Linked DNA regions of Homo sapiens: region 2 is linked to region 1. A link is a loop called in an ENCODE intact Hi-C map of the cell type or tissue named here. Cell type or tissue: endothelial cell of umbilical vein. All regions are shown on one strand. Each heading gives the region's core, and the rest is flanking DNA. Links, peaks and the distances in the headings are about the cores only.

What was found. Hi-C counts contacts between places; a loop is a spot of excess contacts. Peaks named below come from ENCODE experiments on the same cell type or tissue, not always from the same donor. Only the 100,000 strongest peaks of a DNase experiment are listed, where the experiment ranks them.
Region 2: a loop joins it to region 1, with 4 times the contacts of the local background. A loop is called at or near these places in 1 of 110 quality-filtered maps.

The regions. Positions count from the first base shown.
Region 1 is chr5:83,773,417-83,781,238 of GRCh38, reverse strand. No RefSeq gene overlaps it. Among named protein-coding and RNA genes, the nearest start is that of HAPLN1, 56 kb to the right of the region's middle. In endothelial cell of umbilical vein, for the core only: no CTCF peak of the experiment used is centred there; a DNase peak (open chromatin) is centred at 4,468; H3K27ac peaks cover 893 bases.
Region 2 is chr5:83,914,612-83,922,433 of GRCh38, reverse strand. No RefSeq gene overlaps it. Among named protein-coding and RNA genes, the nearest start is that of HAPLN1, 200 kb to the right of the region's middle. In endothelial cell of umbilical vein, for the core only: no CTCF peak of the experiment used is centred there; a DNase peak (open chromatin) is centred at 3,053; H3K27ac peaks cover 1,438 bases.

The DNA.
Region 1 (7,822 bases), core at 2,310-6,309:
TTTGGAACTATAGAATGCACAGCACAATATTCTGCAGTGAAGGGTGGTTCTTTATGAAAGTTGAGAAACATAAGCATAATGATTCAAGTGCCATCTATGTTAAAGTATGGTAAGAAACGTTGCAGAGTTGATTGATATGTAACCTTTGGATAATATATTTCTTATGCAAAATAAATTAAGCCTCTGGGCCTTGATTCTGAAATGATTAAAAACTTCTCATGCAATGTAAATTATGGACTATAATTCTGACCTCTTATGCTTTCAGTGTTGGCTTTGTCTACACATTGTCTAGGCTCGATCCAGCACAGTGACTGAGTATGACTAAACAACTGACGCATTAGTTACAATTTTTTCATGCTGAGGATGTGTTATGAGTGCTGCTGTTAACAGCTGTGATTGTTGTTTGTAATTATCTCTATTTTCCTCATAGGTGGTCTCCTTGCTGCTACAGCTTCTAAGCAATCATCTGAAATGTTGACATCTTTTAAAGCTGTAATACTCAGGACTGAACTTCCTCCCACTTTATTCATCTTCATTAGGAAAAACAAAAATCAAAAAACAAAACCCCACAAATTCTTAATGACTGCAAAGTCAAATGTGTATTCCCTGAATCTGCTGTCATAGATGTAAAATGGAGAATGTTGCTTATTACCTAGATGTTTAAATAAAACTAATGTTTGATATTAAACTGAGGAAGGACTAAGGAAAGGATAACATGTTGTATCTTAACTGAAGATTCTGATTGGTAGTAGCTGCATTTGCTGTTAAAGATCATGAATCTATATTTAATCCTAGCAGAAGGCAGCATTCAGGACATGCTACCTCAAAATATTGCACCTTAGCATGTTGAATATTTTAAGTTAAAGGAATTTCAGAAATGTCATGTGCAGGAAGGACTTTCTGACCTTTCCCAGAAACATGTCATAACACACTCATGTGAGAGGCACCCTTCCTGTACCTGGAGAAAAGGAGCAAGGAGCATCCTTACTGCCAAAGACAAAGGGACACATGGAGGAATGTAAACAAAGAGGCCTTCAAGTTCCCACCACTTTATAATTTACCTCATTCACTTCCCCTTTGTCCTGTCATATTTCTTCACAACTCTCCACTCTTCATCAAACCTCTCGTAGTAACACTCAGGTTTAACCACTTCTTTGGGTCCTCACTTTCTTATGAAGGCTCCTGCATCATGTAAAACTTATATGAAATAAATGTGTACACTTTTCTCTTGTTAATCAATCTTTTGTTACAGAGGCCTCAGTTGAGAACTCAGAAGAATTGATATTTTTTCCTCCTCCACTCAGAGAAGCAGTTAATTATTCATTTGCAATGTCCACCCTCAGTGCACGAGTGGTAATTCAAATCTACTCATTTGGGCTAAGAAATTCTAGACAAATCTGATTGTGCTTGAGGGTATTATCTCTATAATAAATTGCTTTTTAAAACTGTTGTAGAGACAGGGCTTCACCATGTTGGCCAGGCTGGTCTCAAACTCCTCCCCTCAGGCGATCCGCCCGCCTTGGCCTCCTAAAGTGGTGGGGTTACAGGCATGAGCCACCACACCCAGTGAAACCCCATCTCTACTAAAAATACAAAAATTAGTTGGGTGTGGTGGCAGGCCCTGTAATCCCAGCTACTTGGGAGGCTAAAGCATGAGAATCGCTTGAACCCGGGAGGTGGAGGTTTCAGTGAGCCGAGATCACACCACTGCACTCCAGCCTGGGTGACAAAGCAAGACGCCATCTCAAAGGAAAAAAAAAAACAAAAAACATCATAAGCAGTGTAAAGTATGCAAGTGCTGTGGTTTGTATATGTCCCCCAGTGAAACTTGATCCCCAATGAAACAGTGTTAGGAGATAGGGCTTAATAAGAGGTGACTGAGTCATGAGGGCAAAGTCCTCAGGAAAGGATTAATGTCAATATTGAGGAAGTATGTTAGTTATCACAGAAGTGGGTTGTTATATAGCAAGTCTGGCCTCTGGTGCCTTTCTCTTTTCCATGCACTCTCCTGTCCTTTGCCCTCTGCCCTTCCACCATGGGATGACGCAGCTGAAGATACTCACCAGACGCCAGCCCCTTGCTACTGAACTTCCTAGCATCCAGAACCATGAGCGAAATAAAGTTCTGTCATTACCCAGTCTGTAGTATTTCGTTATGCAACAGAAAATGGATTAATACAACGTGTATAGTTTGACTTGAATCCTCATGACAGAGGCATTTGAAATAGATTAAAGAGGAATCCACACTCAAGAAATACGCTTAAGCACTTCAAACATTTTATCAAAATCTTTACAAGAAGATTTTTTCATGTAAGAAAGCTTATCAATAGGTTTTCATTATTGAAGTGAATAGTTTCTGAGACATATGATTGGCTAGAAAAAAAGGATGTGAGCATAAACAAAGAAGGCAGAAAAATTCAACAAAATCAAATTATAAATCATTTGAGATTCAGAGTCCAAAAGCCTTGGATCACTCCACTTCAAGGACTACTCTGTCCATTGGCCCAGCTAAGTGTTGGCTGACCCTGCCATCAAAGTATTGTTGCATTGAGCTCAGGGTGAATCTTTCACATGATATGCTTGTCAGAGGAGCAGAGAACAGAGATGGACAGAGTTAGCAAGATGATATGACTGTATTTTCCCCTATCTGCTAGTAGATGTACATTAGGCAGAATCTGGGTCAAAGACTTGCTTTTATAAGAAAATATCAACTGGTAGCATGAAGGTGAAAAGTGGACATGGAGAACCCACCTGTATCTATTCACTTGAGCTGCTAATATTGTTGGCCAGCAAAATTGGCTTAGGTTGGGTCACAAAAGGGCTTACTATCCCGTCTTCCCACCTTTTTCCCCTTATTCTCAGATGCACTTTATGTATTGAGTTTCAATGAAAATGATCTCCTCCATAATCCTTCTCTGTACTAGTCTCTTGATACTTTTACTTCATAACTTTTAAAGAAACACTTTTTAAAAATATAAGTTTCAAATTGAGTAGTAACAAATTTTACTGTAATTTTAAACCAATAAAATTCATAGTTACTAATGTCTGCTTAAGTGTCTCAACACACTAAAGACATAGCCATTATTTTTTGAAGACTAAAAGGATAATACTTTGCTATTTGTCAGGTATCTAGGCAACTTGAGGAAGAATGAATCACATTTATTCTGGATCACAGTTTCAAAAATCCAACTGTGTGCCACAGCCAACTCAAGAGAACTGCTGCTCACACAGTCAAAAAAAAAGCAGCTTCTCTCTTGGTGCCAAGATTGTCTTACTAGTAGACTAATAGCTTTGCAGGTAACAAAACAGAATTTCAAACATCTTACATTACTGGTATGACACACAACAAGTATGAATGTTACATTTAATGTTTCCAGCCTTGCTTATAAAGTAAGATATAATTTGTTGTTGGGTATTTATCTGGGACATCTTTATTTTCCCAGCCTTCACCTTATAATCATTGAACAGGTGAAAAATCAAGAGCCTCTGGTTCAAGAGGCCCAGTTCAGGTAAAGACAAAGTAGTTGGTATCAGACTAACCCTCCCACAGAAAACAATGAAAAACTTGGACATGTTATTAAAAGACAACTATTTGAAAGCAATGAAGAGAGAATAAAAACAGGCAGAAACTGATGAAAGAAATGCATGGGATAATATCACATTTATATGGTTTTTTTCCCCTCAGGAAAATATTCAACAGCATGACAGCCAACTAGAACGGAAGAAGAAAACCACAGTCTCTTGGGATGAGGTGTCAGAGGGCAGAGTTCAGTTAAGGTTATACTATTTTATGTAAATTGCAGGGAAATAAAAAGTATTTTTACATTTGTCATATCGATTGGAATTATTTACTATGGGAAATGAGCATCTTTTCATTTTGAACACGACTTCCTTTTTGGACAATGGAAATGCTTAAGAATTATATTGAATATATTTAATTTATAAATTTATCTAAATATCTGTGAAGGTTTTTGCTAATTAAATGTGAAATGGCACCAAATATTATTCCAATAGTACTTAATAAATGTGATGGTTAAAAAGTTGCTGGACTTATAAATTCCAATGGTAAGACTTGCAAGCTAAAATTTAGACTTACTCTTAAGGAAGATCTAGGTTTTTGAACTTATAACTTTAATGAATTAAATTCTAATTATTGAAAGAAAAAATAAATCTTTGCATAGTTTTTTTCTTTGCAAAAAAGAAAAAAGAAAGAAAGAAGAAAAAAGAAAGAAAATTAGAATCCTCAAAGACACCAAAGACCTTTCATTGTCAAAGACAACAGTGTGACTACTACACAAAGCGATAATAGGACAGGATGTTCAGAGTTCAAGGAAATAGGCAAGTCAGGGAGTCAGAAGGACCTGAGGAGCCAGGGGGAATAAAATAGGAAGAAGCCAAATATAGCAAAGACAGGAAGGATCTTGATGACTACTGAAGTCACCCTTTGTTTTAGCCAGGAAACTTAAGAGAGAGAGAGAGAGAATTTGTGTATGTGTGTGTTTGAGAAAGAGAAACAGAGAGAAAAAGAGAGGAAGGGAGGGAGGGAGAATAAGACTGATTCTATGTAGATTTAGATAATATGGGGAAAAAAACACAGCAGTCAGCACTTCTTACTTTTCACCAAACCAGAGTGTGTGGGATACTGCAATCACATAGCTTGTAAGGGAAAGTGAGAGGCCATAAGAAATGATTGTACAGGAGTAAATTGCTGAAATCCTATAAACCTATCATCATTCATTTTTAGAAATCAACTATTTTGGTTCCACAGCAGAATGTTAACCTGAGTTTGGACAATAAAATCTACTCCAAAGTGATAAAGTAAATAATATCAACAAGGACCAATGCAGCCTATTCGAGTACTCATTCCTTGAAAACCAAGGACTCCCAAAACCAATATAATGTGTACTTCTACAAACCACCTTATCCCTGGTGAGCAGAACAACTGCTTTCCCTTTGCCATTTCTGACTTCACTTTTTATTTGTAATGCTGCTACAAATAAGAATATACATTAAACATATGTGTTTATAGTGACATACATGTTTTAAAATCCACCTTAAATATTTTATGGAAAAGTAGAATTTATATTTAATAACAAATAATACAGATAATTGGGCAATAGATACTTGCCTTAAATTATTTTCATCTCAACCTTGAAGTATATTTCTTTATTTTAAAATTTATTTGTTCTCCAAGATTTATTAGAATTTTCTCACTATGATGGAAACTCAAAGAAGACAAATTTTGATTTGCTTTTTCTGATTCACTCATACTGCTTAGTAATTCTGGACATTAAAAAATACTGACTTGTTCAAGTAATGATGCTTCTAAGAATTCTACTGCCTTTGTCATCAGCTAGGCAGAACTTCTGGGCCGGAATTTCATTCAGGCCCCTCATGATTAATAAAACATCTAATGATATTAACCAGTGGCTCTCAAACATTTTCTTCCCCTGCACTCTTGTGATATGTAACACATCTCTAATTAGTAACTAATAGGGGCTTGCTGTCTCAACTTGAGATGGAGGTCAGAAAAGATGGATTTTGAAGAAGCATAGGTATAAGTCTAATATTATACTTTACTCTCATTTCTGTAAGAATAATGTGTATATATGGTGCTATGGTCTGAATGTCACCCCTAAAATTCATGTGTTGGAAACTTAATTCCCAGTACAACCGTGTTGGGACTTGGAGTCTTTTGGGAGGTGCTTAAGTCTTGAGAGCTTCATCCTCATGAATAGATTAATGCCATTTTAAAAGGGATTAACAAGAATACTTTTATTCCTTTTCTTCACTTTTCCATTCTTCCATCATGTGAGGAAACAGCGTTTCTCCCCTGTAGAGAATACAGCATCAAGATACCATCTTGGAAGCAGACAGCAGCCCTCACCAGATAGCTGAACTTGCTGCTGCCTTGATCTTGGACGTCCCAGCTTCCAGAACTGTGAGAAATAAATTTCTGGTTTTTATAGATTACCCGGTCTCAGGTATTTTGTTATAGTAACACAAAACAGATTAGAAAAGAAATTAGCACCAGAGGAATGGGGCGTCACTGTAATAAATACCTAAAATATGTGTAAGCAACTTTGGAACCGGGTAATGAGTAGAGGCTGGAACATTTTTGAAGTGAATGCTAGAAAAAGCCTATATTTACATGAATGGAGCATTAAGGGCAATTCTGGTGAAGGCTCAGAAGAAGAGAAGAGCGGTAGGGAAAACTTCATCCTTCTTAAGAGATTACTTAAGTGATTGTGACCAGAATACTGGTAGAAATATTGACAGTAAAGGCCATGGTCATTGTGATGAGGACTTAGATAGAAATGAGGAATGAGATATTGGAAACTGGAGGAGAGTCCAACTCTGTTACAAAGTGGCAAATAACTTGACTGAATTATGTCTATGTTCCCAGGACTTTGTGGAAGACAGAATTAAGAATGATGAAGTAGGATATTTGATGAAGAAATCTTTAAGCAGCAAAGTATTTGAGATACGTGTCACTTCTTTTACTTGTTTATAGTACAATGCAAGAAGAGCAAAATAATTTAAAAGTGGAATTTATGATTAAAAGGGAAGCAGAACGTAAAGAATTGGAAAATTCTCAGGTTGACCATGTAAAGGATAAAAAAATGTGTTTAGGAGAGAAAACCAAGGGCGTGGCCAGGCAACCATTTGATAAGAAACAGTTCAGCAGGACTGGTTTCACAAGATACAGGTCACAAAGCCCCTGCTGATAAATCAGGATTGCCATAACGAAGCCAGCCAAAGTCTGCCAAAACCAAGATGGCAATGAAAGTGACCTCTGGTCATTTTAGTATGTAGAGAAGGAAGCCAGGTGCTCTTCATTCAAGAAAATGGGAGAATGACCCTGAAGGTACTTCAGAAACTTTATGAGCTGCTATACCCATTCCCGGCCCACAGTGGTATGGCCTTATGGCAGAACATTTTTTGGAAAGAGACCCAGGCCCTCCGTGTGATCTTGGAGCTCACTTCCCAGGGACACTGAGGGTCTCTGCTCTCTGCATTCTGCACAGCACTCCTTCACCACCCAAGCTATATAGCTCAGTGGGCCCAGGTGCAGCAGGAGTCACCACTCCAAAGGGTGCAAGCAGTGAGCCTTGGTGGCATCCACAGGGTGCTAATTCTGCAGATGCATAGAGCGCAAGAGCTGAGGAGGCATGATTACCTCCCCTGAGATTTCAAAAGATGTCTCAGACAGCCTTGGGCCCAAGCAGAGAACTGCCACAGGGGTGGAGCTGTCATAGGGTGAGCCCCAAAGTTGGGATTCAGCCTAGGAGACCTCGTAAGTTCTTGACTTTACAAAGGAAGGAATTCCAGAGCAAGCTGACAGAGTAACGCGAAATCAAGTATATTAAGAAAGTGAATAAATAAAAGGGTGGCTATTCCTTAGGTAAGGCAACCCTGAGGACTACTGTTTGCCTGTTTTTATGGTTATTCTTGATCTTATACTAAACAAGGGGTTGATTATTCACGAGTTTTTCAGGAAAGAGGCAGGGAATTCCCAGAACTGAGGGTTCCTCCCCCTCTCAGACCACGTAGGGTAACTTCCAGACATTGCCATGGCATCGCATTTGTGAAAGGGCATGGAGCTGATGGGAGTGTCTGTTAGCAAGGTAATGTATTATAAATAGCATGTAATGAGCAGTGAAAATGACCAGGGGGTCACATCCATTGCCATCTTGATTTTAGCAGAGTTTGGCTGGCTTCTTTACTGCATCCTGATTTATGAGCAAGGTCTTTGTGACCTTATCTTGTGAAACCATTCCTACTGAGCTCCTATGTCATCCCCTTCCCCCATCTCAGAGACT
Region 2 (7,822 bases), core at 1,329-5,328, 140 kb before region 1:
TTGAATGAATTATTTTGTGATTGTAAACACAGATTGATCTCATTCAAAAATCTACTATTAGTGAATATATTGAGAAGCTGCCATCGAGAGAGACTTCTACCTAGGATAGAGCAAAACTTCTCTTGTGATAAATGCTTTCTGTTTCCACTGTTTTTAAGGCAATAATTGAGACAGTTTGGCTCAAAGGGTTTTTCTATTTTGATCCTCTAATGAAGCTGCTTTCTATGACTATAGAATCCCCTTCCTCACTTTTTTCATCTGGAAGCAGGCTACTCATGATTAAAAGTCGACCCTGAAAGTCTTTGTGTCAAGCAAATTGAAGGAACAGAAGGATTGGCCAAATATAATGTCTGCTGTTACAGTTCTTTGACTTCCTCATGTCTATCACATCGTTCACTGCATTGAAGATAGCTATACCCTTTTCAAGACCTTGTCACCATCAAGATATATTGCATCATTGATATTTTAAACTTTATACCCCACTCTCTAACCACAGTCTCCTATAAGTCAGGATCCCGCCCATCCTTACACTCATATAACTGCTTGTCGCTCCCATTCAGACCTTCATTCTCTAGAGGAAAGGAATTCATCCCAGCAAACTTGGAAACTACCTCATCAGCACCCTTGACTCCTCAAGCAAATAGTTATTGAGAGCCTGGAATGTAGGAGATAAAAATATTTATCGTATGATTGAATAAATAGCCCTCTCCCTGTATTTCACTACATGCTTCCAGCACCCTGATCCTGCAAATCTCTACCCTTAAACCAGTCCCAAAACTTACCTCTTCAAGGCCTGTATCTGGACTGATGTCACCTCAGAGGAAAGTCACAGTGCTATGCAGAAGCTGCCGTGACAAATTCTTCATCTGCAATTCCTTATGGACTCCTCGTCCAGTGTTGTTCAGTAGTCTTTTTGCCTTTTTTTTTTTTTTGGCCAGCTCCCTTCTCATGCCCCACAGTGGTCTTCTAAATCTAACCTAGGATGGGTTTCCTTCATCCCTCAGACACATCAAGGGCCCCTTACTCGGGGTAGAGGGACTTGAGTTGATGAGGGCTCCCAGCCATGTTCACCAGCTCCACTTGATCCCCACCATTACAGTTTTGCTTTCCTTCACTCTCAGAAGCAGTAATATTCTTGGAAACCAGCCTCTCTGGGAAACCCACAGACACTATCCCCACCTGGGTTCTTCCTTGTCTCTCTATCTTCTCTTTTCTCTACATTTTTTTCTATTGTAAAGTGAAAAACAAAAGTGCATTTCAATACTGTCTACCTTTATTAATTCTGTGACACTGGGAAGAGAATCTTTATCATATCTTCATATCTGTGCCTCAATTATATTCTATGATAAATGGGAATAATAATAATATCACATTCATTTTAAGTTTGCTGTGAGGATAACATGCAATAGCATGTGAAACATGCTTATTCCCCCATTGGACATTTTAGCAACTGCCTTTTGATTTCCAGTTACTATTGAGTAACAATGCACCCCAAACCTAGTGTTGTAAAATCACAACCATTTTACTATGATCACCTATTTACTCACCTATAGATGAGTAAATTGAATAAAGCACAGCAAGTGAGAACTTTCATTACCAAACTTTTTAAAGGTTGTTAGTAATTATTTCTGTATTTCTCAGTAAATCCACTCCATCAATGACCAAATAATCATCACATCTACCTTTTAAGTATTTAACAGATTTGACTATTCCCTTCATAAGCTTTGTGCATAACTTTTCATTTACCAAGTGATGACTCTTCTCCACAGGCTTCTCATTCATAACTTCAACAAGTATTTTTTGACTGCCTTTTCTTTGCTGGGGAATATTTTATGTGCTGTAGAGAGCAGTAATCAAGAGACAGATACTTTCCCATCATTGAGCTTACATCTTAGTGGAATCCCATTATGTTACTTATGACGGCTTATCACTATTAATGGTTTTTCCATTGTTTCGGAAACTCATCTGTGTTAGATAGGGCTCTCCAGAGAGACAGAACTAATAGGATATGTGTGTATACATGCATATATATAGACAGAGAGGGAAAGAGAACAAGTAAGAGAAAAATAAATTTGGTTTAACGAATTTGCTTACACAATTGTGGAGACAGTAAGTCCAAAATCTGCAGGGTAGGCCAGCAGGCTGGAGACCCAGGAAAGAATTGATGTTGCAGTTCAAGTCCAAAGACAGTCTGCTAGTGACATTCCCTCTTCTTCCAAAGAAGTCAGTCTTTTATATTAAAGGCTTTGACTGGTTGAATGCAGCTAACCCACTGTGGGTGATCTGCTTTATCTGTCTACTGATTTAAATGTGAATCTCCTCAAAAAAATACCTTCACAAAAACATCTAGAATAATGTTTGACCAAATATCTGGGTACCATGGCCTAACCAAGTTGGCACAAAAAAATTAATCTATCACAAACCCATCCCTTTTCAGCTTGGCACCCATGTACATTTTCTTAAACCATGTTAATCTCCAAATAAAAATGACAAGGTCATACTTTTACATAACATGATACAACTAACCTGTGTGTGACAGAAAATGCACCAACCCTTTCCCCAGAAGGGTTGCAAAGTCCATGGTGATGTTTACTCTTCTCTTTGATATTCTATAACTTACATTTTATGATATAAAGTTAATGGTACTTAAACACTATGATATAAAGTCAATATATCTTTTGTTACATAATAAGGAGATAAGAAAGAGAAGAAAACAAAGATATCTTCTATACACATACACATACATATTCATAACAAAATAAGGAAGTAACACTTGACAGAGACCTCATTTCTGTTACTGGTCATGTGGTCATAGATGGATTTACAACTACTTCCTTTCACTCTCTATCCTGTATTTCCTTTGCCTTTAGCTGGTAGCTGGTCATGGTTCTTTTCCTGTTGCGGTGATCCAAATGTCGACTTCTGTCGACTTCTGAAGGATCTGGTCCATTAGTAGTCCTGCCTGAATTGAGTTGTTGTAAATTTCCACTGACTTTAATCAAATGGCAAGGATTTCCTGTATTCCAGACATAGTCTTTCTTATCTCTATTGTGGAGTTGCAGTCCTATTTTCCCTGGATAGTTAGAATCGATAACTCCAGCCAGCAAAGTAACTTCCTTTTTTGCCTGCTGATTCAGAAACAAAAGGAGCCCAAAGTGGCTGGGTGGCAGGCTTAACTTCCAGTTCAATGAAATCATTGCATCTCCTGATGGAAGCATTCCTCCCTTTGAATTAAGAACTCTAGTCAGCATAGCATAAGGTTACAGGAACTCAAAGCAAAAATTTTGCTAGTGAATCACTAGGGGTAATAGTGAGTGGTACCACTCCCATTTCCACCCCTTGATTTCTAGACATATGAATCCTGGCCATGAAGGAAACAGCACCATTCACTGAATGTCAACTCAGAGCCTATACAGCTTCCTGAAAAACCTTTCTCCATCCCTGCAAGTATTGGCATCTAGCTGGCACTGTAACTGTGTTCAAAAGGCCATTTCACTATTCTACTAAGCCAGCTGCTTCAGGATACTGGGAAATGTAGTAAGACCAAAAAGTTCCATAAGCATCAGCCCACTGCCCGCATCACAGCCTTTGATAATATTTTACTTTTTGGTGTGTGGTAGTTTAGGTCCTATTTTAACCTTATTTTTTAAATTTGCAATTGATGTTTGATAAATTCACCACTTCAACACTACATTAAGCTTTGTTGAATCCCCAGTAAATGGAACTAGGTCAGTTTAATCACAACAGGAAGATACCAAGTGTTTAGAACAATAGAATTCACTGAGGTTTTTTTTAAATAGAAACAGTGCAAGCTAGTCAGAAGACTTGACTTTAAATGTAATAACCAGGCAGTTAAAGATCCTCCATTTTTACCCTCTGTAAAAATATAGATTTTGAGGAATTGCTTCAATTCACCATACCATTTTGAATGCAATTGGGTTTAAAAAATAAAATAAATTAAAAATAATAGAATACTCAGTTTATTTCACATACTGTGAAATAGAATGTATACAATTAATCATAAATTTACATAATTTAAAATCATTAAGTCACTTGCATTAGTCTAATTTTTTCATAAAATGAAAATTATTGTGTAGCCACAGATTTACTGACACACTACCTTTCTCCCAGGGTAAATTTAGTTTTAAAGGTCACATTCCCTAAACATTTCCTACAAACTAAATGCAGACTTTTATGAGCCAAAGCATACTAATGGACCCTCTGATGTGAGCAAAAATAATCTGCAAACTGAGATTTGACCAAAGGGTGTGGGCAGTGTATACCTATAAATACAGAGTAGGGAATATGAACTGCAAAATCAAATAAACTCACTGTGACTGAAAAAATGTTACATAAAGATTTACACAAGGACATTTTAGATGATCTTAAAGACTGGGGCACCTTTGCATGGAAGGTTAGCCCCAAATATTTTCCATTAAGCCACAAAAAATGTGTGTGCACATGTGCAAACTAACACACAAGTGTCTAGAGATAGAGCGTCAGAAAAGGACAAGAAATCATCTAATAAAAGTGGCAGACCTGTTTCCCTTTTAACAGAATAGCTAAAACAAAAATTAGAAAATCTCTAAAAGACACCGTATTACTGTCCCTATTTCATAAGTGGCAATGAAGCATGACAGAGGAAAGGCTTGATGAAAGCCACACAGCCTATTAGTGCTGCAAAGGGAATTGAATTCAGGTCACCTAAGTGCAAGCCCAAGATTTTATCCTAACACTAACACTTGTATATTATGAAAAATGTAATAAGAGAAAACCCCAAAGCTCACTGAACTAACGTCAACAGCTGTTCTCCCGTCATTAGTTTAATGAGAAAAAGTTACATTTCATAGGAAGTCTGTTTTCAAATTTCATATAGCATTTCCAGAAATCTGGCCTTCAGGCTTTATCTTTTCTTGCTCCACAGGGTGAAATAATGTGTCCCTGGGCCTGCTAGAAAGAGACCTCTGTCCTAACGCCTGCACAGGCCTGGACTCTGCCCTCCACTTTTGCCTTAGCACAGATCAGCTTTCCTTGAAAATTAGCAAGATTCCAACACCAGCACATGAGCAACTAACCTACTACTTTGGAGCCTAACTTTGTGCATGAACCCTAGAAATTAAGTAGCTATTACAGACACAATTTGAAATTATGTATTCTATGGGCTTTCAAACATATTCAGGAGATATAAATTGCAGATGTATAACAGTGGGAAAACAGGCTTGACATGTAGATTATGTGTGGTCCAGAGGATTCGATTTACTGAGATACCTAGTGTGGGGTTCCTAGCATGGGTTTTTTTTTCTGCAAATTCTAAAGAATATACACTTTTTGAGGAAATGAGCAAAGCTTTGACTTAATGGATTTCATATAATAATGTACCCCTAGAAAGTCCAAATGAACATTTCAACATTTCTGTTGGCATCTTTTTCACATGTTGCCAATGGTTTTGATTTTTCTCTTTACTGAACAGTGTGGCTACTTAATCATGCTATTCCAGTTTTTATCACATTTATAATAATTCAACAATTCCTTTTATAAATATATTTTAGCAAATATGCTATATGCAAAAATGTGCAGATATTATTCTTGCCCATTAGAACTTACAACTTAACAAAGAAATTGATGTATATATGAATCATAATTTAAAACAGAAAGAAATGATTTATTTGAGAAGCTTTAACTGATTTCTAAAGTTGCCATTTTCCATCAATTTTACATGTGCTCATATGATAAATCTCTCATGTTTAAACCAAAAATTAGTTCATAATTTTACCTTAGCTTTTAACTAAGAACGCTGCCCCTTTCAATTCAGTTAACTACAGAAATAGCACACGAAATCTAACTCTTGAAAAGCTCAAATCTTGCAAGAGTCAGATAAATAGTTTCTTTTTAGGTAAAGTACACATCAATGTAGAAGTCTTTATATTCTTCACTGTTGAATACTTACTCTGTAATATTTCTTAGCATAGAACTTGAGTGGATAAAAATAACACAATTTGACTCACTATTTGGTAACCAGGGCCTTTCAAATAGAAACTGCCTGTTCAGTCAGAAGGGGCAAGTTCTCAATATACAGTAATTACTGCCAATGGAATGCCTTATTTGTTCCTAAAGTGTGTATTATTATGTATAGATAGCCTCAGTATCAGAATATATAGAGATCAAAGAGTTGTGTTTCTTTACGTTTCTAAACATAAAAAAGTATTATATCCCACATTAAGAAGTCAATACACTATTACAACAATATAACTATATGATTAAGTATTTCTTCCCATTCGATTATGCAACTCCCAATTATAAAAAGGAGACTGTTTTATTAGTATGTATACAGCATCAGTAAAACTGCTTAGATCAGTATTTTAGGTAGCACCTTAAATACCAGTGAGTATTTTTCTTCCATATCATACATGCTTACCACTTGTACATACAAATATTAAAATACAGTGATCTAAAGCCCCAATTTTATGAATATTTTAGCTTTCAAATAGCTAGTGGATGTTTTGTTGGTTTTCCAAATACAGACCCAAGACCACCCTCTTGCTTATTATTTTATTTTTCAATGTTTTTCACTTATCCAGTGAAGGAAAATAACAAACAATAATGAACTGATTAAAGTTTCCCACTGAGCAGTACAAGCTCAGTTTGAATCTCTAGTAAAAATTATTTTCCTTTCTTTTGTTTTTCCTTTACTTTCACAAACATTAAGGAATGTTTTAGGCTTTGCTAGTTGATTATTCAAAACCTACATTTGCCAACTGGTGTTTTTGTAACTTCAGGCTTAAGTGAAAATGAGACAAGAAATCTCAGTTGGATATTCCTATGTTGTTATTATATTTTTAACATAAATTATTGTTACTGAAGTTATGCACAAAGCCTAAACCATTAATTTTTAGTATTATAAAGTTGCTTTTAATGTTAGTTACCTTGTAAAATAATGTAATATGTCTATTTACCTAAAAAGTCTCCTTTTCTACAGCTGACATCAACTATTTAATTACATAATAAAACCCATTACCCCTGTGAAATGTTTTACCTCCAAAGAGATTGTACACGCTCTTAGACTATTTTTTTGGGGGTGGGGTCAGCAAAGACTGGCAGGAAGTCTTTTCCATACAATCAGAATTTTTTTTTTTTTTTGAGACTAGGTCTCACACTGTGACCTAGGTTGGAATGTAGTGGTATGATTACATCTCATTTCAGCCTCCACCACCTGGGCTCAAGCCCAATCTTCCCACCACAGTTTCCTAAGGAGCTGGGGCCACAGGCGTGCATCACCACTCCCAGCTAATTTAAAAATTTTTTTTTTCTTTTAGAGGTATTTTAGAGATAGGGTCTCACTATGTTGCCCATGCCAGTCTTGAGCTCCTGGGCTCAAACAATCCACCTGCCTCAGTCTCCCCAAATGTTGGGATTACAGGTGTGAGCCACCAAGCCAAGCCAATCAGAAAATATTTAATGAGCACTAATTACATGATAAGCAATGGGGTTTTTATAAAGAAAAAAATGTGATTAATGTCCTCAAGTGATCAACAGCTGGATGCAGGACTGCTTACATAATTTGCAGGCCCATTGCGAAATGAAAATTCAGGGCCCATTGTTCAAAAATTATGAAGAATTTCAGACACAACTGCAGAGCGTTAAACCAAGTGTGGGGTTCTTCTGAACAAGGAGTCCTGGGTAACTGCACAGGGTCACATGCCCTTGAAGCCCACCTTGGCTCAATGACTAAATAGCAACAAGGAGGAGATTTTCTAAGGGGATATCACCAAATAGGTATCAGAAAGATGACCTTTAAATCTCTGCCAAAGACAAAAGGAAATTT